Regions from separate parts of the Mus musculus genome. Here region 1 is linked to region 2. A link is a loop called in an ENCODE intact Hi-C map of the cell type or tissue named here. Cell type or tissue: heart. All regions are shown on one strand. Each heading gives the region's core, and the rest is flanking DNA. Links, peaks and the distances in the headings are about the cores only.

The links. Peaks named below come from ENCODE experiments on the same cell type or tissue, not always from the same donor. Only the 100,000 strongest peaks of a DNase experiment are listed, where the experiment ranks them.
Region 1: it touches region 2 in a loop (3-fold over the local background); 10 of 42 quality-filtered maps call a loop at or near these places.

Annotation. Positions count from the first base shown.
Region 1 is chr2:180,719,535-180,731,462 of GRCm38, forward strand. Gid8 (GID complex subunit 8) reads left to right here. Exons shown (of 5, transcript NM_001289652.1): 5 at 1-2,065. Slc17a9 (solute carrier family 17, member 9) reads left to right here and starts at 5,805. Exons shown (of 13, transcript NM_183161.3): 1 at 5,805-5,917. The coding sequence starts at 5,826. It overlaps Gm30455 (a long non-coding RNA gene), which reads right to left and starts at 7,743. Exons shown (of 2, transcript XR_003953988.1): 1 at 7,184-7,743; 2 at 2,123-6,344. In heart, for the core only: no CTCF peak of the experiment used is centred there; DNase peaks (open chromatin) are centred at 5,707 and 7,317; H3K4me3 peaks cover 914 bases; H3K27ac peaks cover 854 bases.
Region 2 is chr2:180,673,538-180,685,465 of GRCm38, forward strand. It overlaps Dido1 (death inducer-obliterator 1), which reads right to left. Exons shown (of 16, transcript NM_175551.4): 5 at 11,427-11,639; 6 at 10,272-10,491; 7 at 1,431-1,890; 8 at 1,154-1,313; 9 at 1-54. Among named protein-coding and RNA genes, the nearest start is that of Gm22502, 19 kb to the right of the region's middle. In heart, for the core only: a CTCF peak has its summit at 5,333 (motif pointing right); a DNase peak (open chromatin) is centred at 5,384.

The DNA of each region.
Region 1 (11,928 bases), core at 1,910-9,909, 46 kb after region 2:
TTTCGTTGTTCTTGAGCAATATTGACTAGCTAGGTCAGACTACATTTATTCAAAAGTTTTCTGGCACCTGAGCTGCTCAGATAACACAGCTGACCAGCTGTCTCTATCTTGTTCCCTACTTCAGTATTGTTCATTGGTATCTGTTTTTTACCCACAGGATTCTGTTCTTGTTGGGATGGAATGAAGTGTCTTCCAGCTCTCTGCTTCTACTGCAGAGGGCAGGTACTTTGGCAGTATTTGCCTTAGGATCACATTAGTGACAGACTCAAGGATGAAGTTGTTGCTGTCATTATGACCCTGCACTGCTCTTCTGGTCTGTGAGTAAGGAGTGAGCAGAGCTTTCCTTACCTCCTGGACAGGTGGCTTTTTAACATCATTGTGAGATGTAACCTCCCATCTGGGGTAAGGATAAGAATAAGGTAGAGGAGTTTCAGGAGAGACGTGCCTTTGGTTAAGAAGACATGACAAATAATCATGAAGACCAGAGTCCGGCACCCAGAAAAGTCAGGCATCCCCCAAATTCCTGTCACTTCAGTTCCAAGGAATCTGATGTCCTCTTTGGCCTCCACATACACATAGGCAGGCAGGCACAAGAACACACACACACATACACACACGTCTTTTTTTAAGGCAGAGGAAAAGGAAGTTTTAATTTTCAGGTAGCTAATAGATTAAATGAAACAGAAGTTGGGAAGGAGTATCGAAGATTAAGTGTTTGTTTTTAAAGCACCATATAAAGCCAGGCATGGTGGCTCCTGCCTGCAATTACAGCATTTACAAGGCTGAGGAAGGGTTTTTCCAGTCCAGCCAAGGCTATATTATACATAAGATCTTTTCTTATATGAAAAAGTACCAGATAGCTAGCATATTTGTATCTTTTGTTAATATATATATATGATTACTTATATAGCTAATCACTTTGACGTGTTCTTAAAATTAGAGGGCATGAGATGTATAGTAATGGAGGTTCTCTCTGTAGGGATTATCCTCAAATACACAGGAGGCTTGTTGCATGCATAAAATGTTCAGTGGCTGTAAGACAAGGAGTTGACAATTTACCAACATTTCAGTCAGTAGCTTAGCTGATGCCACAGATACCAGTGACTCTGGAGAACGTCAAATAGAACTGCTTGCTTATCCATGGTCTGTTAGTGCCTAGAAACCCCCTCCAAGGATTTACATGTAGACTTTTCCTGTTAGAGCAGACCAAGTAGCTTTATTTCTATTTGCACCTTTTGATGGAAAGTGCCTTGAAATAAACGAGACAAGAATATTCTGGTACTCTTCTCCAACGTCATACGTAGAGCTGTGCAAGGAAAAACCAAGTTTGAAATTTTCTAAAGCGTGGTAATCTTTGCACACTAAAGATGAGAATTTGTTTTGTCTCTTGAATTATGATTTGGGTTTGGCATTTGAGACCCCCTCCTCGCCCCCATAGTGTATGTAGTTGAAGACTTTGTATAGTGACTTTGAGGTGGGGCCTGTAGAACTGAGGTGGGCAGTATGTCATCTTTATTTTCTTTTGTGCTATTAGTTTTGAAGAGGAGAAACCAGGAGAATCCTTCCAGAGGGATTCTTAGATGTTCCATGATAATGACACTGATGTGATCAAGAGAAAGAAGTGGGATTCCCTTCCAGGTTGTTGCTCTCCAGTCTCAGAACAATCAAAAGACCAAATTCCAAATGTCAGGTTAACAGAACAGTGTGTCTACACCCCTGCATTTCAACATGCTGAATTGTGTGCAGGGGACACCATGCAGGGGTATAGACTGTTCACCAGCCTTTGCTTACTGCTGCTTTGTTGACATGTCTCGTTCTGACACCATGCATATTTTTTGTTTCACAAACATTGCTTTTTTCAGATTCTTAGTAAGCCGCCTTGCCAGCAGGAGATGCAGAGTCTGTATAAACCTCTAGCTCGCTGGAGCACTCATGTGTATATGTAATTGTAATTCTTCATTGGGGGTATTTGTATCCCTGCCACATATCATCTGAGTACAGGTCGGGTAGCTTCTGGGTGCCTGCTGTGAATTTGTTAGTAAAAGTTCTTATGTTTTTCCCAGAATGGTTGTCTGAAAGCTCTTTTCCCGCTCCTTCCCTAAAGAGGTACCACAAAAGAGAATTACTGACCAGCTTCTCAGTGTATTAGAGCTGGAAGAGTGGGAAGGTGTAACTGCGTGTTGTTGACTTTGCTCTGTTTCCACGCCAGCAGTGCCACAGCATAGAGCCAGTCCACACCAGCTGGCAGCTGCAGCCGTCCTGGGCCCCAGGATGTGATGACTGTGGGGACCCTGCGCAGTATGCGGCAGCTCCCACACTGGACGTCTCCATTGCCATTTTCTCAGGTCTGAAGGAAATACAGTGAGACGAAGCCTCCCAGGAAGCCAAGCAGCACACTCTGGGAGTGTCGCGCACTGTGTGGTGGGTCGTGATTGCACGTAGGTAGGGCCTTGTCATCCCTGAGCCTTGTGGCAGTGCCATGACATGGCATTCTTCACCATCACTCACTCTTCCCTCACACTTCCAGTGGGTAATGCTAAACGTCCAGTGGTAGAGACCTCTGCTGTGCTCGAGTGTGAGCTCTTGCATGTTGAGTCTGAGAGGCTTGAGGTACCATCTGCCTATCATAAATGGGTTCCCTCAATTTTGGAATGCCATCCGACTTGAGACTTTTATATTTACATGAAAGAAAAAAAAATGTGATTGCCCCATGTTACTTCCCATTGCAGACTCTAACACACGTCTATGCACTGGGTAATGTGCCCTGAGATAGTCTGTTCCAGAAGCCAAGAATGGCTATAGTGGTATTAAGGCCTGGACAGTAAACCCATTGATGGGGTTACATATGAATCTGGTGGACTGGTGGGGCAGGAATGTGTGGTGTCATGGCAGGTATGACTATAGTAGTCTGCTCTGTCTGCAGCTCATTCATGCCCCCTACATCTATGTCAGATTACTGTCCAGTATAACACTAACAGAAGAAAACTGCAGAACTGCTTGTACCCAACGGTAACCATGAGATGTGACTACTGGGTGCTTCCTGTCTGTGACTTTTGTTTTTCAAGATTTTTTTATATTTACCCGTATGCGTGTTCTGCCTGAATGTATATCCATGTTTCCTATGTGTGTCTGGCGCCCACAAAGGTCAAGAGGGGGCATCAGATCCCTTGGAACTTGAATTATCGAGAAATCAAACGCCTCTGTAAGAACGAGGGCTCTTTTTTTTGGGGGGGGGGGAGGTTCTCTGTGTAGCCCTGGCTATCCTGGAACTCACTTTGTAGACCAGGCTGGCCTTGAACTCAGAAATCCACCTGCCTCTGCCTCCCTAGTGCTGGGATTAAAGGTGTGCGCCACCACGCCTGGCAAGAACGCCTGGCAAGAACGAGGGCTCTTAATCAGCTCCTCACATGTGACTTTTCAAGGAAGTACCTTCTTACAGGTCCTGATAAACGTTCTCTTGCCTGGCCTTTCTGAAAGTCTGGTGGAGACTCTGGATTGGGAGATTTTTGGAAGGTGGCTACTACAGTGTAGTTGCTTTTCCTTCATGTGACTGATCATCTCTTGAATCTACTCTGCCATGCATGACTGCCAGACCTCAGAGGTGGGACCTGCAGTGCCTGGAAGTCAGTCTCTAAATGGCTCTGACTTCCCCCTTCCTATAAACACATCTCACCCATGTGCATGCATACACAGGAATTATCCTTCTTGTAGGTCAGATGCCTGACAACCCCTCCAGCATGGTTCTCAAAAGTAAAACAGGCTATCCTGTCACCCAGAACTCTGGTATAGCAAGTGAGGGATACTGCTGGCTGAGGGTGACAGTGTTTCTCAGCATTTGGGGTGTTTACAAGGTTCAGCTGATGGTACCAGCATCCAAAAAAAAGAATGAACTGTTCCAGAGCCCCAGGGATTGTTTTGTGAATAAAACTGGCCATACAGGAGCATCTTCGGTCATCGTGAGGTCCACTCTATGGCTTCCTGTGGACTCAGACATGGCTACTTGAACTTTTTCTCTACAGTGTACACATTTGGCTTAGAAGGTGGATGCAAATGATGTTCAGTACAGAAATCTCTCTTCTTTTCAGGCAGGGTCTTACTGTGTAGCCCAGTCTGGCCCTAACTGCTACAGACATCCAACACTACAATCTGGGCTCCTCAAGTCTCACTTCTCACAGTTGCTCGTCAGTAACAGTGGAGTAAAATCTAGTTATTCAGTTTGAGCAGTCAAGATGACTATAAGCAAGTGAGTCAGTCAGCACAAGAAAGTGGCCCCCCTGCCAGACGTTGACTCTGTAATGTTTCCATATCAAATTTCCCATCTTGAAGTGCAAGGATGGTTTTGTCAGTTGGGTGTGGGGCAGCTCACAAGTATCAACTAGAAGCCTAGAGAATGTCTACCCCAGCTACTGCCAACAGCTTGTGATGGTCACCTCCCAACCATATGTGATCCTCTTTCAGGCAACTGTGGCTGTGCCCATCCCTTCTGCTTTAGTGACTGGGAGCCTGGGGAGGAATGCCCCCCCCAAACCCCTGACCTCAGCCTTCTCAACTCTGGCAGTGTAGCACCTCTCCACCTGCTGTGAGTCTCTGGCCTGAGATGTATACCCAACACCTTGTGTGGTATGCTCCTGCTGACCTCAAGTGTCTTGCAGGTTCCTCCACCCAGCCTACTTAAGGTCACATCCCTTCTCTACGTTTGTCCACCTGCTCCCAGAAACGCTGAAGGTTTCCTGCTGTGTGATTCTGGATCTTTCCTAGTTTCTGAAGAGCTGCACATTATAGTGATTGTCAGTACCATATACTTAAGGGCAGTCCCTGGGTCACTAGGGAAGCAAGCCTTTCTCTGCCGTCATCTTTGTGTCCTACAGGATAGCTGATGTGGATGGAAGACTGACCTGGCTTTTAGGTCCAGATTGTTTTTTTTCCAGAACTGGGGATTGAGTTCAGAACCTTGCACACGTTGAACACACGCTTAACAACTGAGCTATACCCTAGCTTCAGGTTCTAATATTTTAGTACAAGTGTGTATGACCATAAATAAAGACCTGTTGTCTGCTGGGCAGTTGAAGGCTCAGAGGGCATTCTCTGGAGGGTGGAAACTGTTGAGATTCTAAGTGCAGTGTGAAGCCTTTAGTGGGTGTGTCCCAGTTGGCCTGCAGCTGTGTGGGGGAGGCATTTGTTTAGAATAATTGGGAATACAGGAGGAATGAGGCAGGCAGTACCTCAAGGAGCCTCAGAAGCCTTCCATGAAGTGTGGCTGAGATCCAACTAGAGCCTAGTCTGTGGTCAGTGCTCAGAACACTTTTGCCCAGGATTTCAACATCAGTGACCACCTTCGCTGCCCTTTGCACCTGTGTTACAGTTCTCTTACCAACCCAGTTCTCCAAGAGATCCATTTTAAAAAATTGACTGCCTTAAAGTTATCTTTACATATTTACTAGACTAGAACACAACCCTGTGAGCACTCTGTCACTCCCCTCCACCCACCCACGGAGCGGGGGAGGGGGTAGAACCAACGGAGACTCATACACACTGCTCACCTGCTCACTTTCCTGACAAGAAAGTTATTTCTGGCGGGTCTCGGGCCACAAAACCCCCAGGGATTTCTCTTCCCCAGCAGGAAGTCCCAGTGGTAAGCCTCTAGTTGCTCGAAGGTCCCTGGCCCTGCCTCCCGGGACATCAGTGGGGCGGGGACTCAATTCCGGGGGCAACACGTCCTGGGAGAGTTAGACGGAAGCACTGGGACTGACACGTGGACTTGGGCGGTGCTGCCCTGTGGGTTGTCCTAGGTCTGAGGTGGGAGGGCACGGTACACAGCGGTGCCCATGCCATCCCAGCGCTCTAGCCTGATGCAGCCAATCCCAGAGGAGACCCGCAAGACCCCTTCTGCGGCAGCAGAGGATACACGGTGGTCCAGGTGAATTGGGGTGTGGCTGAAGTCGGGGCAAGGAGGACTTTTACGTTTAGAAAGGGAGCTGAGGTGCTACTTCATAGGACCTGAGTTCAGGGAACACCAGACTCTAGCGGCTGTCTACCAGCCATTCTGCAGCCTGCCACCTTCACTCTCCCTGGGACTCCCATGCCCCTCGCTGAGCAGCCCTAGCCCCCAAGTAGAGGGAGGACCCAGTAAAGAGACACCCCACTCCCATCTCCAATCAAATGCCAAAATCAGGCAAATGGCTCCATTGCCCTTTTCCCTGACAGTAATTCTGTGGTCTGGGAGGCAGGGTAGTGTCTGTAAGGCTTGGTGGGAGCACTGGGCTGGACAGATGCTCACAGCATAGGGATCTATGCAGCAGCTCTTAAGTCATAGAGGCAGGTCCTGACTTCACGAGTCTTCTAAACTAGGGAGGAAAACAGCCGTTACCCATCTTCATTCATATTCCGTTCCCGCTGTTTCCAGCACTCTCCAGGCAAACATCCCCACAGAAACCAGGGGCAAAGGTGGCATCTGGCTATGGGACCACTGTGAGGGTTCAAATGGGGGCCTAAAAGAGCTCACACCCTGCTCTGGTTCCTGCAGTCCTCACGTGGAGGTGCTAGACTCAGGATCAAGCCTTGGTACCTCCCAGTCACCTGGGGCAAGAGCCCTGGATCTACTGGCAGGAAGTGTAAAGAGGACCTTAAGATAGTACCATCACTGAACCTAGACCAGATGAGGGCACAGCAGGTCACAGGGAGGCACAGAACCAGATCATAGCGCCCCCCCCCCCGCCACCCTCCCCCACCGCCAGTGACAGTTACAGTAGTGTCAGACTCTGCTAGAGGAGGCACACTATGTGCCTGCCCTCACTAGCTCTCCTTCCCTCTCTGGCTTAACACCTCCCTCCCTACCCCATGTTTATCCCAAGGCCTATGCTTCACCTGGCCCCTGGAGGCACCACCCAGGGCTTTCTTAGAACTATGAAATGTTCTGCCAATTTTGCTGTAGGTTACAATTTAATGGCTCTGCCTGTCCCCCCCTCCCCAACCTGTCACCCCACCCTCACTCCCATCTTTACACTTTCTCCTGTGTAGTGCCTCCAGTTGCCTTTGTCAGAAATGGTAGCTGAGAATTCTGGGGAATTTTGCAGGGTCAAGGCCATTCTCAACCCATACTGGAGTAATAGTAACAGCAATAAGTGTTACTAGAAACAGGACCCTGAGTTCAGGGAACACCAGACTTTAGGGGCCCACCACTCACCACCACGTGTTGGGGAGGCAGTGTTCTCCTCAACAAATCTCAGAATGTGGGGTGGTTGGTGGAGGCTGAGTTAAGTAGCCAGCACATTTCCCTTCTGAACGAAGGGCCACGTGATCACCTATTTGCTCAGCCCCGGATACTCTGCGCAGCCATCTAACAGGAAGCCAGAGCTGCACAAGTCTGTGAGGAAGTGTGATTGCTGAGACCTCCAGCCTGAGCTCTGGCTCTGGGTGGGCAAGTGGGGCTACTCAGGCAGTCCTGGTCCAAGCTCCTGATACTAAAGACTGGGGTTCTAACCAGGCAGGCAGGCCCACAGGGCCCCTTCAGGAGGATGGTCATGTCCTGTGTCACCAGCAAGTACTGAGGATGCACATTCATCAGCCTGGCTGGTACCACCCACCCAGCTGAGGGACAAGTCCCATTTCTTGCCTCCAGGGTGCTGGGATGAAGCAAAAGGACATGGAGGTGCCTGTTAGCATATCAAAGAAGACACTGGTCACCACACTGTGTCTGAGTACCTATAGCTTACTGAGTCCTGGCTCTTCTTCTCACCACCTCTCTTACTCCAGAACCCTCCAGTCCCCCAGCTTTGCTTCCCCTCCCCCAACCAGCTTCTCTTTCCTTTAAATCCTCTCATGCGTTCTCTTGGTTCTTCTCCTTCTCCAGGTCCCTTCTCTTTCTTGTCTCCTCTCTCTTTCCTTCTCCTTGCAGACTCCTCTCAAGGCCCATTCTATTCTGCCAGCCATGTTGTCTGGACTCTTCCAGATAACTCTACCTGTACTCTCACATAACTACAATAAAGCCCGTTTCCTCAACTATACCTAGGAGTTGACATGGCCTCATTTTCACTCAGATAGCACCTGGCCAAGCCCCTTCCTCCTCCTTCAGTCAGGGCATTGGTTACCTAGATTTTTCCTGACTTCCCATGGCTACCAAGAAGCTAGAGACAACTCTCATCTGGAGGGTGTGGGTCTAGCTGGCTTCCTGTTTCTAACTGCTCTTCTCCAGTTAACTGGGCTGAGCAATCAGAGGTGCATCTACGGAAGAGTTGCCTGCTGGGTGGGTCCAAGGGTGGGTCCCTCTCGTGGCTCTCTACTGCTTTAGTCACATAAAGGAATGAAAGGTTCCTTATTACCTTTGGATTGTGTGGCTTTTAGTGGGCCTGCTGTGACCCTTGTAGGCGAAACAAACAAAAACATGGCAGCTGTACTGTCCTCACCGAGGGGTGGGCTCTGCAGGTGGGGGAGGGGCAGCACTTCAGGGCAATCAGGATATCCTTGAGGAAAGCTTGACAGCCACCCTGTGTTCCCAGTAATCCAATGGCAAGGTTGGCTCAGGACAATACCCTGACAAGAAATTAAGGCAGAATGGGAGAGGGCAGCTTGCTGCCCTCCCCAGTGCCTGGGGTCCCCAGATAGGTGTCAGAGGGCTCGGCCCTTCTTAGACCCACTCAAGAGAGTCCCTCCTGGGGTTCAGAAGTTCCTTGCCACACAGTGGAACCAGGTTGGCCATTACCAGAGCAGACCTCAGAGCTTTCCCACCTCCCTTGACCTGACTGGAAGGTGCTTGGCACCATAATCTGGAGACTGCTGCTGGCCCTCAGGACCCCACACATCTTTTGGGTAAGGGGAGGGTAATGCCCCCTCCCCAGGAGCCCACCTCACTTGTCTCACCATTACCCTCCTCCATTCTGACCACTGCCCATCAAGGTCCGTGCCTCTTTATTCCTGTGCTAGACCCAGGTACCCTGACTGCCCTGAAGAGCTGCCCCACCTGCAGATTCCACCCCTAGGTGAGGACAGTTCAGCCGCCTTGTTTTACCAGACTGGGAGGTACAAGAATCACAGCCGGTGTACAGGAGCAGCGCTAACTCACCCACTAAACGCCACACACTCCAAAGGTATCTGCAATAAGGAGCTTTTATTCCTTTATGTGACTAAAGCAGCAGAGAGCCACTGTGTCCAAGAGGGACCCACCCTGCATGCCACTCTTCCCTAGGTGCACCTGTGATTGCTCAGCCCTGTTAGCCGTCTGGAGAAGAGAAGTTAAAAACAGGAAGCCAATTTGAGCTCCCGGTTCGTGACTCAAAGTCTCTTCTGTGCCACCATGCTTTGAATTAGCTGTTCTTTCTGCCTCCTGGCCCTCACCTTTGACCCTGCTCCCATTTATTTGCCTGTGACTCTGTCCAGCTCTGTGGGATTCTGGACCCAGCCCAGCTACAGCCTTGGGTCCCCCAAGCCTTATACCCCAGCTAGCTATCTACTAGTTTGCCTCTTTCTTGCTCAGTCTGTGCCTGTGTAGAGGGGGAGGCCAGTATCACCTGTCCCCTCCCAGAGAGGACATCCTCCCTCAGACCTCCCCTCCTCCTCCTGGCTGAGACTTATATTGAACACTCGCCTCTCCAGAAGCCCCCCACCTATATGACTGTGTTCAAACCCATTTTATATTAAAAATCTGAACGGTAGGTTTCTTGTAAAATCTTCATGAGGATGGTTATGCAGAATCCCTAAGCCCCCACCCCATAGTCTCTCTGTGTGTGATATCTGTCCATGGTGATGTTCGCTGTACGGGGTGTCTGCGAGAAGGCTCTCATGAGCCAAGAGCCATTCTCTACCATCCTACTGTGGCAAAAATCAGGCCAGGACTGCCTACCACACACGACATTAGGCACTCAAACAATGAGCTTTTACAAAAGAGAAGCCTGGCAGTGGTGGTGCACACCTTTAATCCCAGCGCTTGGAGGCAGAGGCAGGCAGATTTCTGAGTTCAAGGCCAGCTTGGTCTACTAAGTGAGTTCCAGGACAGGCAGGGCTACACAGAGAAACCTTGTCAAAAAACAAAAACAAAAAACAAACACACACAAAAAAAAAAAAAAACCCGAAAATACAAAAGAGAATCTACTTTCAAGTGACCATACACAGAGCCAAGAGAGCAAACCTGAAATCTACCTACCACTAGGGATATGACTCAATGACTGCAATGACTGACTGAGTACTTCCCTAGCAAGAGTGAGTGAGAGCTTAGGTTTGATTCCCAGCACTGGAAAGAAAGAAAGAAAGAAAGAAAGAAAGAAAGAAAGAAAGAAAGAAAGAAAGAAAGAAAGAGAGAGAGAGAGAGAGAGAGAGAGAGAGAGAGAGAGAGAGAGAGAGAGAGAAAAGAAAAGAAAAGAAAAGAAAAGAAAAGAAAAGAAAAGAAAAGAAAAGAAAAGAAAAGAAAAGAAAAGAAAAGAAAAGAGAAAAGAAGAAACCTCTCTTGCCCTAGAGGGCTGGGATCTTTACAGGCTCAGGTGAAGGAAGTAATATGGACCTTAGGTCTAAGCATATGTGATCAAACTCACTAATAGTATCCAGACCTTCATGTCCATCATCACCGTCTTTCCTAAAATTGCTGATTCCCAAATTCATTGGAAAGGAAGAGCCAGGACAGATGAGGCTGGTCCTTCTGGAGGGCACACCAGATCTCCTGTTTCACTGCCGACCCCTTCTGTCAGCAGAACTCTCTAGGTGAATGTCAGTTCAAAACTTGGATGTTTGGGGTTTGTTTGTTTGTTTGTTTGTTTGTTGTTTTTTTGGTTTTTTCAAGACAGGGTTTCTCTGTATAGCCCTGGCTGTCCTGGAACTCACTTTGTAGACCAGGCTGGCCTCGAACTCAGAAATCCACCTGCCTCAGCCTCCCAAGTGCTGGGATTAAAGGCGTGCGCCACCACACCTGGCTGTTTTTTTGTTTTTTTGTTGTTGTTTTTTTGAGACAGGGTTTCTCTGTGTAGCCCTGGTTGTCCTGGAACTCACTCTGTAGACCAGGCTGGCCTTTTTTTTTTTTTTTAAGTTTTTTTTTTTTTTAGATGTTTATTTATTGTTATACATAAGTACACTGTAGCTGTCTTCAGACACCAGAAGAGGGCGTCAGATCTCATTACGGGTGGTTGTGAGCCACCATGTGGTTGCTGAGATTTGAACTTGGGACCTTTGGAAGAGCAGTCAGTGTTCTTAGCCACTGAGCCATCTCACCAGCCCCAGGCTGGCCTCGAACTCAGAAATCCGCCTGCCTCTGCCTCCCGAGTGCTGGGATGTGTGCCACCACGCCCAGCAAAACTTGGATGTTTAAGAAGCTTGCAACCTGTGCCTTTAATTCCAGCACTCAGGAGGTAGAGGCAGGAGAATTCCTGTGAGTTTGCGGCCATCCTGGTCTACACAGTGAGCTCCAGAACAACCAGGACAGAATAGAGAGGCACTGTCTCAAACAAGAAGAGGAGGAGGAGAAGGAGGAGAAGGAGAGGCAGCTAGAATAGTTTACATCTATAGTCCTAGCATGCAGAAGTCTTGGGTAGGGGGTTGCTTTGAGTCTGAGGTCACCCTAGGCTCCATTATTCTAGTCTAGTCTGCACAGAAAGATGGGGAGTGGGTGGAGAGAGAGAGTACATTGCTTGCTACCCTTCCGTCCATCTAAGCCCACCCACCAGTCTACCATGTAACCTTGAGTATACCAGGAAGTTATCTTCAAAGCTCTTCTCAGGAAGCATGAATCTGGCCCCGGGCCAGGAACCTCACTCTTCCTTTCTTAGTTGGAAGCCTTGCCAGGGTCTGCTCCTTCTGAGGCTCTTTGCCTCTCCACTGTCAGCTGTTGCAGGCCTGTGTGGGGTCTAGCTGCCCAGCAACCTTGCCCAGCCCGACCCCTGAGGACCTTTGAGTACTCACTGTGCTTGCTTGGAGAGACTTCTGCTCCCCCGGAGCTGGGTTCACCTGCTT
Region 2 (11,928 bases), core at 2,061-10,060:
TCTGACAAGTTTTGCCAAGGAGATTTCTTCTCGAAGAACACGATGGAAGAGCCCCTATTTTAAGAAGAAAAGAAAAGGCACCTTTCACCTCCTTGTTCACAAACTTTTAGTGGTGTATTTTACTTTGGGTCAATATGGAAAACAAAGCAGCACAGTGGAAATCAGATGAACCCTGAATACTCCAAGCACTGATCCAAACACAATGCAGAAATGTACCCTCAACCCACTGTGAGCAGCTGCCCTGACGTCAGCAGCAATAATCCAGCTGAGAGTCAACCTCAAGGACATCTACAGATTCTGCTTTGTCAGGATCACAAATCATGTACACAACTTGGATATAGGTTAAAAAGTTAGAAGCCCGTGGAAGTGACACACATAATTCTAACACCCAGGAAACAGAAGCGCAAGATTCTGCCTCAAAAATAGTTGTTAAAAGGATAGACTACACAGGCCTTCAAACCTAACACTGGGGTCTGAGTTTGAGGCTAGCCCTGTCCCCACCCTTCCAAAAAAAAAAAAAAAAAAATTAAAAATAAAGACAGGAATACATCACTTCTAGGCAGTGCAGCCAAGGCACTTGATTCTGGTTCTAAAACATGGATGTTAAGGTGTGTGTGTGTGTGTGTTCAGAGTCAAGGGGACACTATGAACAAGCTCCAGCAGTAGAAAGCAGGAGAGATATGATGGAGAACTACTAGGGTTGGATGACGTCAAGTGGCTGAGGAAGAAAGGTAAGAGAGAAAGTTACTTGAACTTTTAATTCCACAACCTGCAGATATCCTAAGAATTTGAGGCCAGCTTGATCCCTGGCCAGCCATGGTTACAGTAAGACCTTGTCTCAAAAAATAAAAAGATAAAATAAAAATGTTACACTGCACATCAGATATCCCTGAAAATGGTATGAAAAATTTCAAGCTTAGATCAGTGGGCATGTGATTTTTGCAGGAAAGTGTAAATTAATCTAATAAAATTGGGAGGAGAGGGGTTATAAAAATCTCTGATAACTCCAGTTCTGGCAGTGAAGACGCCCCATGTAAGAGGAAGGATGTACACTTCTGTAAATGCTGTTTGGTAATTTCACATCATTGTGAAATGAAGGTGAGGGTCTATTCTGGGAAAAGAATTCCCAACATCTAGTCAGGGGTACACAGACCTGATTCTTAGGATCCTTAAGGTTGAACATGATGCTGCGATATTTGCTCTTATAGCGATTATCAGTAACCTGGAACAAGTTAAACATCTCCTTCTCAATGTGGAGGGCAATTTTTCCTACTTCATTTTCTGTCATTATTAAGTCATCGCTGTCATTGACTCTGAATAGAATGAAAAGAGGGATTACATAAACCAGGGGGGCACTTGCCTAGTGGGAAAATTCCAGAATACGACCATCAATGCTACATCTGGGAGATATGACATATACAATGGCCCACCTTTTCCACAAAATCTCTTTCAAGGAGCGCCTTATATTTTGTCGAATTTGTGAATTGGGCTGTGATGGAGCTGGGCTCACAGGACCAAGCCGTCCTGGGGCTGGAGAAGCAGCAGGAACATTGGCAGACATTGGCTTCCTGGTAACTCCCACCACAGCAGCAGAGCCAGGCAACTTTTTGGAAGCAGCTGTCATAGGTGTTGGTCCTGCCTGCCTGGCAGAAGTGCCTGACAGGGTGGCTGAGGGCCATGGCCTCTTGGGGATGGTACCCTTGAAGCCTGAAGGCAGTTTCTTAATGGCTGGTTTGGCTCCTGCCATATTAGAGTAAGGAGGAAGCTTCTTTGGAACAAGATTCCTAGGTGAAGTCTGTCTGCCCACCAAAGAGGCTGAAGGAAGTGCTTTCTTCGGGATGGTAACTGCTGCCATTGTCCTGTCCTCCACCCTCCTGTCATCCTTCATGGCTGGAAAGCAGAACGCACACACTGAGCAACACATACAGAATAGCATGCTGACATTATACCATTTCCACCCTGGAAATAGCCCGTACAACCAAGGAATTAGGTGCATTTGCAGGTTTTAAAATTTCGAACCGAAGAGAGGTTGGCTCCACAGTATTTTATGGTGATAATTACTCCTCATTTTAAAAAGAAAAACACTTCATGTATTACATTAAAACCTTTTACTTCAAACAAGCCTATTATCAAAAGCTCCAATTAATCACTAGTTAATTTGTAAAAATAAACGACAAACTTGCCATCAAAATAGGACAGATTTACAGGATCATTTTCATTGACAAGACAAGGTGTTTTTGTGTGAACTTTTAAAAACCTTTTGGGTTTTTTTTTTTTTTTTTTTTTTTTTTTTTCCGAGACAGGGTTTCTCTGTATAGCCCTGGCTGTCCTGGAGCTCACTTTGTAGACCAGGCTGGCCTCGAATTCAGAAATCCGCCTGCCTCTGCCTCCCGAGTGCTGGGATTAAAGGCGTGCGCCACCACGCCCGGCCCTAAAAACCTTTTGGAAAGAAGAAAAATCACTCTCCAACCCCCAAGGGTCCTGGAGGTAGACACCTTTTTTTTTTGTTTTTTCAAGACAGGGTTTCTCTGTATAGCCCTGGCTGTCCTGGAACTCACTCTATAGACTAGGCTGGCCTCGAACTCAGAAATCCACCTGTCTCTGCCTCCCAAGTGCTGGGATTAAAGGGGTGGACACCTTGTCAGCAAAGGATACACATTACTTCATCACCCTCCAGCAGAAGCTCACTGTAGACATGGTTGACAAGGTTGCTATAGGGAAGATCAGCCAACCTATTTTCACACCAAAAGTCAGATGCCAGAATGGAAGACTTCAGCCTGCTGAATTTATGTGAAAGGAAATCACCAGACTCCTTTTCTTGATGAAAGGCCAGGGAGCAATGAGCACCAGATGCTAAAATGATTGATGCCCATTTATATGACCTCACCCCCAACCCACACACACCTAATTCCCTCAGCAGGGTAAAAATGACAACCAGGTATTTTAAATGCTTGTCAAAGCAGGGTAATGATGGTGATGCCTTTAATCCCAGCATTTGGGAGGCAAAGGCAGGTGGATCGAAGCGTTTGAGGTAAGCCTCGTCTATAGAGTTAGTTCCAGGACAGCCAGAGCTGCAGAGAAACCCTGTCTTGAAAAACCAAGAGATTGTCTAAAACAAATGCTAAGTCACAAGGTTTGCTTGCACCAAAACTTCTAGATGCCAGTGGGCAATCAAATCAGTTTAATTAAAATCCTGCATCAAAGGCACACAAAATGTCTAAAAAGAGGTACCTGTGGGCAAGTCCAAGTTCAGGTCACAAGATCCACATAGTTCAAGGAGGAAATAAACTCTGGCATACTCAATCTCATATTCATTCTCTCTCCTCCCTCCCTCCCTCCACCCTTCCCCTCCTCCAAGTCCTGCTTGGGCCATGGAACTGAATGATGTTTGTCTGTTTGTCTAACATGTTGACCAGCAGTCCAAGTGGTCAGATGAGGTAAGGAAATGTCTGGCAACATTCGGTTCAGGACAGGTGTCCTACCGGCAAGAAACAAACAACTATGAGATGGTTCATCTAGATAGGCAATCCTTAAACACTACAGTTTAAGCATGTATATGACTGAAGCATGACTTTAAGATCATAAATGAGGACTTCCCACCTTGTGCTCCCAGTAACCATTTCCAATTTCCCAGGAAGGGCAGAGAGCTCAAAGAGCAGAGATGCCACATACAAGGACAGCCCTCTTCAACAAGCTATTCTATATGCTTAGGGACACCATCAGGTACTGCCAGACCTGACGACCAACCTGTCTGAGAGGTAGCCTAAACCACTGCCATATGGCTGATTATAAAGTGGTACTGAGGAACCTAAATATAAGCTGCATTTCATCTGAAGCCCTTCAATTCCATCCCAGAGGACTGCTACAGGTGAACTCTATACTTGCTCAGAAGCATGCCAAACCTCAACCTCAAAGCACTTTAGGGGGTTTGCAGAGTGACAATGACATCTACCTAAAACTCTGATGTTTTTCTAGATGAGGACAGAAAATACCAAAAGGCAGATCTGTGCAAAATAGAAATTATTTTTACAATACAGTATACATGACAAATATATGGAGAAAACACATTCTGAGCCAAGGTTCCCATAGATCAAGGACAATGTCCAAGGACTCTGCAGTGGATGTCTACTACTCTTGGCTCCAGTTATATTTAGCAATTTACCTTCATATCTGACTGCTGGGTTGTGTGGTGGTTAAAAATTAGAAGAGTCCTCTGAGGAAGGTACAGAGAAGGAATGAACACTCAGATAATGGTATGGACCAAGTGCTATACGAGTGTGACATTGAACAGGGGTATAATAAATGTGTACTAGATTGCCAGCTGACTTCCACTCTACAAAACAAAGCATCACCCAGCCCTCGACAAAGCCCCTCCATATAGTAGTATGGCCTGAAACATCTGTGTTGTTTTTTTTCTGGTCACAAACAGGGAATTCAAAACCAGAGGTTCCACCAAAGACCCAATCTCTCTTGGCCGGACTACATTTCAGTTATTCCTGACACTCCAAGTATACACACTTGATGGTTTGAGAGCAGCTATACCTGAAGACCACCTATTAACGTAACTCCCTAACCATCACTCTGCAGCCTGACAGCTCTGGTGGCTTCTTTCCTCTTAAGGACGTTAGGACACATTAGGCACACTCCCAACAGTGCATAAAAGTCATGTTATGTAATTAAACTGATATGTCCCATAAATGATGGCTTTCCCTAACCATTTGCCTACTAGCATCTTGAAACACCAAGCCCCCTTCTATTTTGGGTGGTGTTAAACAGGGCAACAGTTACCCATTGCAACTGCTCAAGGGACTGGCATGTTTCTCTAGCCCCTACAGGTAGGAATAATAGTGGTGTTGGCTTAGGGCAGCAATGCCAGCAACAGGGATTGACCTTCATGATTGAATAGAACAATGAATGAATTTGCAAATCCTTATTCCATTCCCTACCCCAATACTGGGTTTTCAAAAACCTGTGGCTTGGGCATACTGGACAAACGTCCTATTGAGCTACTGTTCCAATTGAAGAATTCACTTCACTTTTAACTATATAAAAATTACATAGCTGTAACTCATGAGAGACCCATCTTACTAATAGCACTTTACACTGTGGGTTGCTGTCTCTACTACTAGCTTTCTCTGCCCTCTCGTGGGGTAAGAAGGTATTGACCAACACTAAGGAGGAAGGCATCTCTAGTCCTGTGGACTACTAGTGGAAGCAAAGGTTGTCATGACCAGTTCTTTGTAATGGAAACTAAGCTGCTGAAAGTTTGACGGAGTAGGGAAGTAGAGTGCTCCGCATGGGAACCCAACTCTATTCTCACACCATGGGTCCATTAGTAAGGTTGCTATAGCTCTGTTGGTCACCAGGTGGCAGTAATGATCCACAAAGGCAGGAAAGAGAAAGGCATTAGGGGAACAAACCCTGCTCATGTACCCCCAAGGTAGAACCCCACAACTGCATGAAGTTGAAACAGGATCCAGGTGCAGGGTAGGGGTCCACACCTATAGTCCCACCCATCCCAGTCACGCTGCCTGATGGCTAGTCTTAGGAGGGCAGGCTGGCCCCATGCAGGTATCTCACCTCCAGAAGCCTAAGGGGAGTTGCTTTTTTTGAAGACAGTGATCAAGCAGCACCTTGAAACAAGGCCAGGTGCTGAATTCTGTTCCTCAGCTCTGGCTCATGTAACTTAGGACTTCCCATTGCTTCACCATACCTCTTTCCAGTGAGGTGGCAGTGGAAATGTTTTTGCTGTTGCTTCCTAGACATGCTTAAGTATCTTCAAATAAATAATTTCCCTCTACCCACACCTCATGCACATGCCTGTAATCTCAGGATTCAGGAGGCTGAGGCAGGACTGAAAAAGGTGGCCGGGACTGATATTGAAACCATCAAAAAAAATTAATACTTATCTTTAAGAGAAGTTACCAATTTAGTTTTATATGTAAGAAAACGAGGCTTGGACAAAGCAGCACAGGCTACATCAGAGATGAGTGCCCAGTGACTATGCATGTGACTAAACATGTGACCCTGCAGAGGTCCACATCCAACTAGATGAAAATCTTTTCTTACTCATGTCCAGTATTTGACTTCCATCTTAATGCAGAGACCAACTCTTGCAAGTTATCTTAACCAATCACATAGGATCTTGAAATCTTCAGCTTAAATCATGTTGGATTGGTAATTTCTTACATTGTTAGTCACTGGAATACAGTGTGGTGAGGGCCATGTGGGTGTGTTCAATCTGCCCAGCTACGTGGAAGCTGAGCTGCTGTTTCTCAGATTTCCCCAAACATACCAGGTACAGATGACTTCAGCCAAGTTCATTTTAACCATTATTTCTTTGTACCAAGTTATTACAACAATCTGTGTGCCTTCCTAGACCCTCCAGACCTAATGGGGCCAATGCTGGAGGTGCAGTGGATAACCAGGTGTAGAGAATGCAACCAGTTACCTTAGGTTCTTGCCGAGCTCTTCCAGGTTTGTGGCAAATCAATGTTGCCCAAACCTTCTTTAAAGCAGCCAAGAATCTGATCTACGTTTACACTCTAACTTCTGGATACTAAGCATGTTAACTATGTGCATGTTGGTGTGTATCAGAAGCATTTTATCACTTTATACTAATGATTGTGGCAGGCATCTTCAGAGGAGACCTTTGCACTCTTGAGATCAGCAATGCCATCAAAAGGATTTTCTTGGGAGTGTTAACTCTGATCCACAGCTCCTTAAGTTTACAGGAAGGTCATTCAGAGAGGTGAAGGACACAGGGACAGCTATAGGACTGGAGTACTCTTAGGGGCTCACTTTGCAGGTTCAAGTTAATGCTATGATCCAATTTTCTCAACAGTGGGCTTTTAAAAGACTTATAAAAAGCAAGATACCAAAAGAATGTAACCAACAACCTAGTAAGTTTTAGCTCTATGTATATTATTCAACAGCTGCCAAGTTTAACCCCCTCATTACCAATTTTGTCCCCCCCCCCCCAAACTGGGAGGGGCTTGGTTAAGATGTGCAAAGCCGTTCTCCTATCCCCTTTATTGCCACTAACAACTGTGAAGACAAATAAACGGCTCATGCAGCTGATAAAACACAGGCCCACCTGTAGGTTTCTAGTACCCGCCACAGGGCGCCTTCATGACCCCATGAAATGTGCTCCTGAAGCCCACACCTCAAGATGCCCTGGGAAACCCCATGTTCTCCCTGCTCTACCACCCACCTGGTCGCCTGTGCAGGATGCAGCCACTCCCCAGGTTTGAGTTTGTAGGTGGATGGGGTTTTGCTTTAATTCCCTACAGCCCGATGAAATGTCATGTCAAGATCCATTCAAACACCAGTGTTTTAAGTCACTTGATGAGCCATTTAGTGAGTCCAAAATACTAATTATTGTGATTATAAGTATAAATACTAAATTTTGTTTCAAAACTCTAATAACCCAAGAATATTTTAGGCAAGTGTTCAGCTCACTACCCTCCCCTGGCAATGGGAGGTGTCAGTGGAAATAAAACACAGAAGGATACAAAAACTGTAACAGCGATATCAGAATCTTTGGAAATTTTAAAAATGACAATTGTTTCTATAAATTAAGGAAACTGTACAGATATTCTAGAAAGAAAAAATATATAAATCAGGGGAACAACTGTTTGTGAAATCGAATCACCTGCATGTGGAGGAGTGGTTTCCTGTGCAGAGCAGCATGCTGCCTGCCTGTATCCACTCAGAGGGGCAGCAGCTCAGCTCAGCTCTGCCATGCAGTCTTCTCAGTGTACATGGTGAGCATCCACGAAGAATGTAGAAGTGTTTCCAGCACTGGCTTCACTTTGAGCTTCCCTCCCTCCCCTCCCCTGTTGTGTATTCTGCACACAGGCAGTGGGGAGACAGGGCCAGAGTCCTTGGGACACAGTTGCATAGACTGTGTGGTGCCCTCCCACTGTGCAGAGGAAGAGGGATCAAAGGGGACTGGTCCCATTTGGATAGCAAGAGGCAGAGAGGAGACACTGCTCCTCACTGATGACGACACTCTCAATGTTAGGATGATATCATTTATGGGATGGGGGGGGGGGGGGGTCAGAAGAAACTGGTCTAGAAACATGTCCCTGATGCATGCTGTATTTTGAATGCTGATCATTTTTGAGATGCTGGTATGCTGGGAAGATTAATCAATTGTTAACTTGTCCTACCCTCCTGCCCTGAAACCCATCAGTTCCACCTCCACTAAGGATTGAGTCAATTGTGAAGGACAAGGTGGGGGAGAGAAAGGTCAAAGAACCCCTGAGCATAAGAACTGGTCGCCTTGTTGACCCCCTGGGGGACTCCCCCTCCCCCCTCCTCATGGAAGGGAGACAGAAGACAGTACTCAGATTTTAGGCCCACTATGTTCCATCCTCCTCACCAATCCTCCAGTGCACGGGACTTTTTATGATGCCACACGAGGGATATACTTACCAGGGTCTGAAACTGAAACTAGAGATTTTTAACTGCTTCTAATGTGAGACCCTGAATCAGAACTTCAAGAGCTGGTTTTCCATTCTGGGCACACAGATGAAGATGAACTGAGTTGTAATCAATCTTCAGCTCTCAGGGATATGACTACACTCCCGGGTTTCTATCGTTTATTGTTAGGTCTACAGACACTTAAAGCACTTGAACCCTATACTTGGCAGGTTTTTCCCTATTCTAAGAGGTGTACTTGGCTCTAAGTCTACTCATTAATTAGTTCACAATGCTGCTGTTGTAGAGCTGCTGTAACTGAAGGAACACCAGACCTCTCATCTCAAACTACTCAACTGCCTACAGCGCACTAAGGCCTGCCACAATGCAGTAGAGCATGCTAATTTACTGCATTTCTTAGGTCTTTTACATTCCCTCCCACTTGCCCTAGAGAAAGGTTCTTACTCTGCAACCCCAGCTGGCCTAGAACTCACGATGTTCCTGTCTCAACTTCTCTAATGTTAGTCTAGGCCTGCAATACCACGCACAACTGCATTCTCACTTTGTAAACCTACGTGCAAAAGGTCCTCCCCTAGTTAACTTGCTGAAAGGCTAACAAGAATGTGCCATGTTCATATTATTACGATTCAGTTCTCTTTACCCCTGTGATGCTTAAAAAAAAAAAAAAAAAAGAAAGAAAGATAGATATAAAATGCACTAATGGGGTGGGGCGTAGCTGTCAGTAGCGCTCCAATGCATGAAGTTCTGGGTTTGATCCCCAGCACCACATGCCTGTAATCCCAGCACAAAGGAAACAAAGACAAGAAGATCAGCAGTTTCAGTTACCATGGCTAGAACTGCAGCTCAGCTGGTAGACTGCTGGTCCAACACTCTGAGTTCACACCCCACAACATACATCAGGTGTGTGCCTGTAAGTTTCAGCACTCTTTACAGGTGGGGGCAGGAGGACCCCCAACTTTACAGAAAATTTAAGGCCAGCCTAGGCCATGAGACCCCCTTATCTGGGGCTGAGGGTGGACAGAGATGGAACAAAACACTATCATGAGAACACAGATGAAAATTCACTTGAAACCACTGTACAAAAAGTAAGAAAGGTGTACCTTGTACAGCAGTGAAACAAGAATGGCTCCAAACTCAGTGATCTAATCTTGGGTTTCAAAAGTTTACTCAAACTATAAACACTGATTTGAAATCTGGGGCATCTACGAGTCTGGAAGCTACCACCCACAATTCTCACTTTGATGAGAATACTGCTGTAGGTGTATGGTCAGCACGATTACTCACCATGGGATCTGAGCAGCAGATGACCTTCAAAATTCAAACCTGTTTATGTAGGTGTGTAGTATGTGAAATAGACACAAATTGTCTACCTGTCCTTTCAAAAATGCCCTAACTCATGAAAAAAATCACTTTTCTATAGAAGAGCAGTGGTGACCATGTGAAGAAAATAGGTAACGTGGGAAAACTCATGGTTTGTGCTGGGCTGTCCTGTGAGGAACTCAAGTCTGAACTGAGTCTGAACAGTGCACTGATGTTGTCCCATCTTGTTGAGAGCAGTTCAAATACTTACCAAGGCCTAAAACTGAAATAAGAAATTGCCTCCAACATGAGGCCTACACAGCTCTTTAGGAACCACCCAGAGAGGCTCCACAGGCTAGGCAGGAACACCTGGGGTCCAGAGGCATCTTGGTATCTGCTTCTGGCTGGCAGTGAGCTGCTGGCTACTATCAGCACCAGAACACCCAGGACTCTGGTCCTAGACAGCCCCAGGCAGCCACCCAGATGATGGGAGGGGCCTGGGAAGCCAGCCTTTGGGTGATACGTACATTTACTCAATAGGGTGGGCGAGAGTGCAGTGGGCTTCTCTGGCTTCTCTGGCTTCACAGCATTGTAGTTGTGGTCACTTGCCCAGGATGGTGTGCTGCTCTCACAGGCTGCCTCCTTCCCAGAAGTCTCACTCCTGGAAGCCAGCATCACTTTCTTCACTGGGTTTTCCCTTTTCTCTGACGCTAGTCTCTTGTGCACAGAAGAGATTTTAATCCCCACCTGGATAATCAGTGAAATCCCAATTATTAAGGTTTGAAGTGACACTTTTGCTTCAACAACCAATTAAAGACATATACACCTTTTATTTTAGAACCTGAAGACCCTTCAAACCAAGCTAGGTAGAATCATGTGATCTTTTTTATGGCTACAGCCACACATCAAAGAACCCTTAGCATTCTTTTTAACACCTGGGTAATGGGAAGGCTCATATCTGTCTATAACGCAGCTGAGGCATGAACCAGCCAAGATAAAAGCATGAACCAGCCAAGATAAAAGCATGAGCGCCTTCCGGCAAGGCAGTCAGACAAGCTGAAAACAAAGTGAAGGGGGCTGCGTGGGCACAAGGGTCTGTAATACCTAACAAGTGCTATCTGCATTCCTACTTATGGGAGTTTGAAGATCCAAAATAACAGTCCTAAAAAATAAAAACTATGTCACTTAGGCTTGGTGGCACAAGACTGTAATCCCAGCTGAGTGGGAGGCTAAGGGAATAAAATTCCAAGTTCAAGAACTGCCTGTACTACAAAACTGCCTTTAAAACAAAAGAAACACTCCCCCCTAAAGGGATATGTAAAAATCATAAGACTGTTTGCATGCTAGGCACTCTTATCACTGACTTATCAAGGCACAGAGCCTTGCCTAGAACCTATGTCTCTGTCTAAATGTCAAGTGCACTTTGCATAAAGCTGTGTGGTATACATCCTGAAGTCATACTTCTTTAAAAAAGCCACATGGTTGCTTGCTTGTAGTATATTCATGTTAACTAATAATCCCTCAGTGAATGGGGGAAGAGAGAAGGAAAATATGATCTATATTTTCCTGACAGCTGCTGTCCCCTGCATTGCTCAAGCAAACAAGACACCAGTCTATGAAGAGTCCTCTCAAACACTTCCTGTTTCAAGTAAGTATCCTGAAGGTGACTGTTGTCAGCTTACCTGAACACTGCATTTTGGAAGACTGAACTTTTCTGGCTTCGTCTTGACCTTTTCCTTGGGTTTTGTTTTTTGTTCTTTACCTGAACTTAGAAATCTCATGGTAGCTGCTGCGTGTTTGAGAATGCAGTCATTACTGCAATACACAGAGTCAGGCTGTGCTACACTGGAACACCCAGGGCCAATGCATTTAGGAGCACCAGGAGCCTCTACGACCTGCAGAACAAGACAGGCAACTTCAGACATCATGTGTGCAGACACTAGTGATCAGTGCTCAGTGACAGCACTATTGGTGGTCACTGGTATTAAGACACTAGCAGGAATTTTTATTTGGTTGTTTTTTGAGAGAGGGTCTCACTATGAAATTCTGGCTGCCCAGAAACTTGATATGCAGACCAGGCCAGCCTTGAACTCAAGAGATTTGCCTGCTTCTGCCTCCTCAGTGCTGGGACTAAAGGTGCAAGGTGTACATCACTATGGATGGCTCTAATAATAGTTTTATATG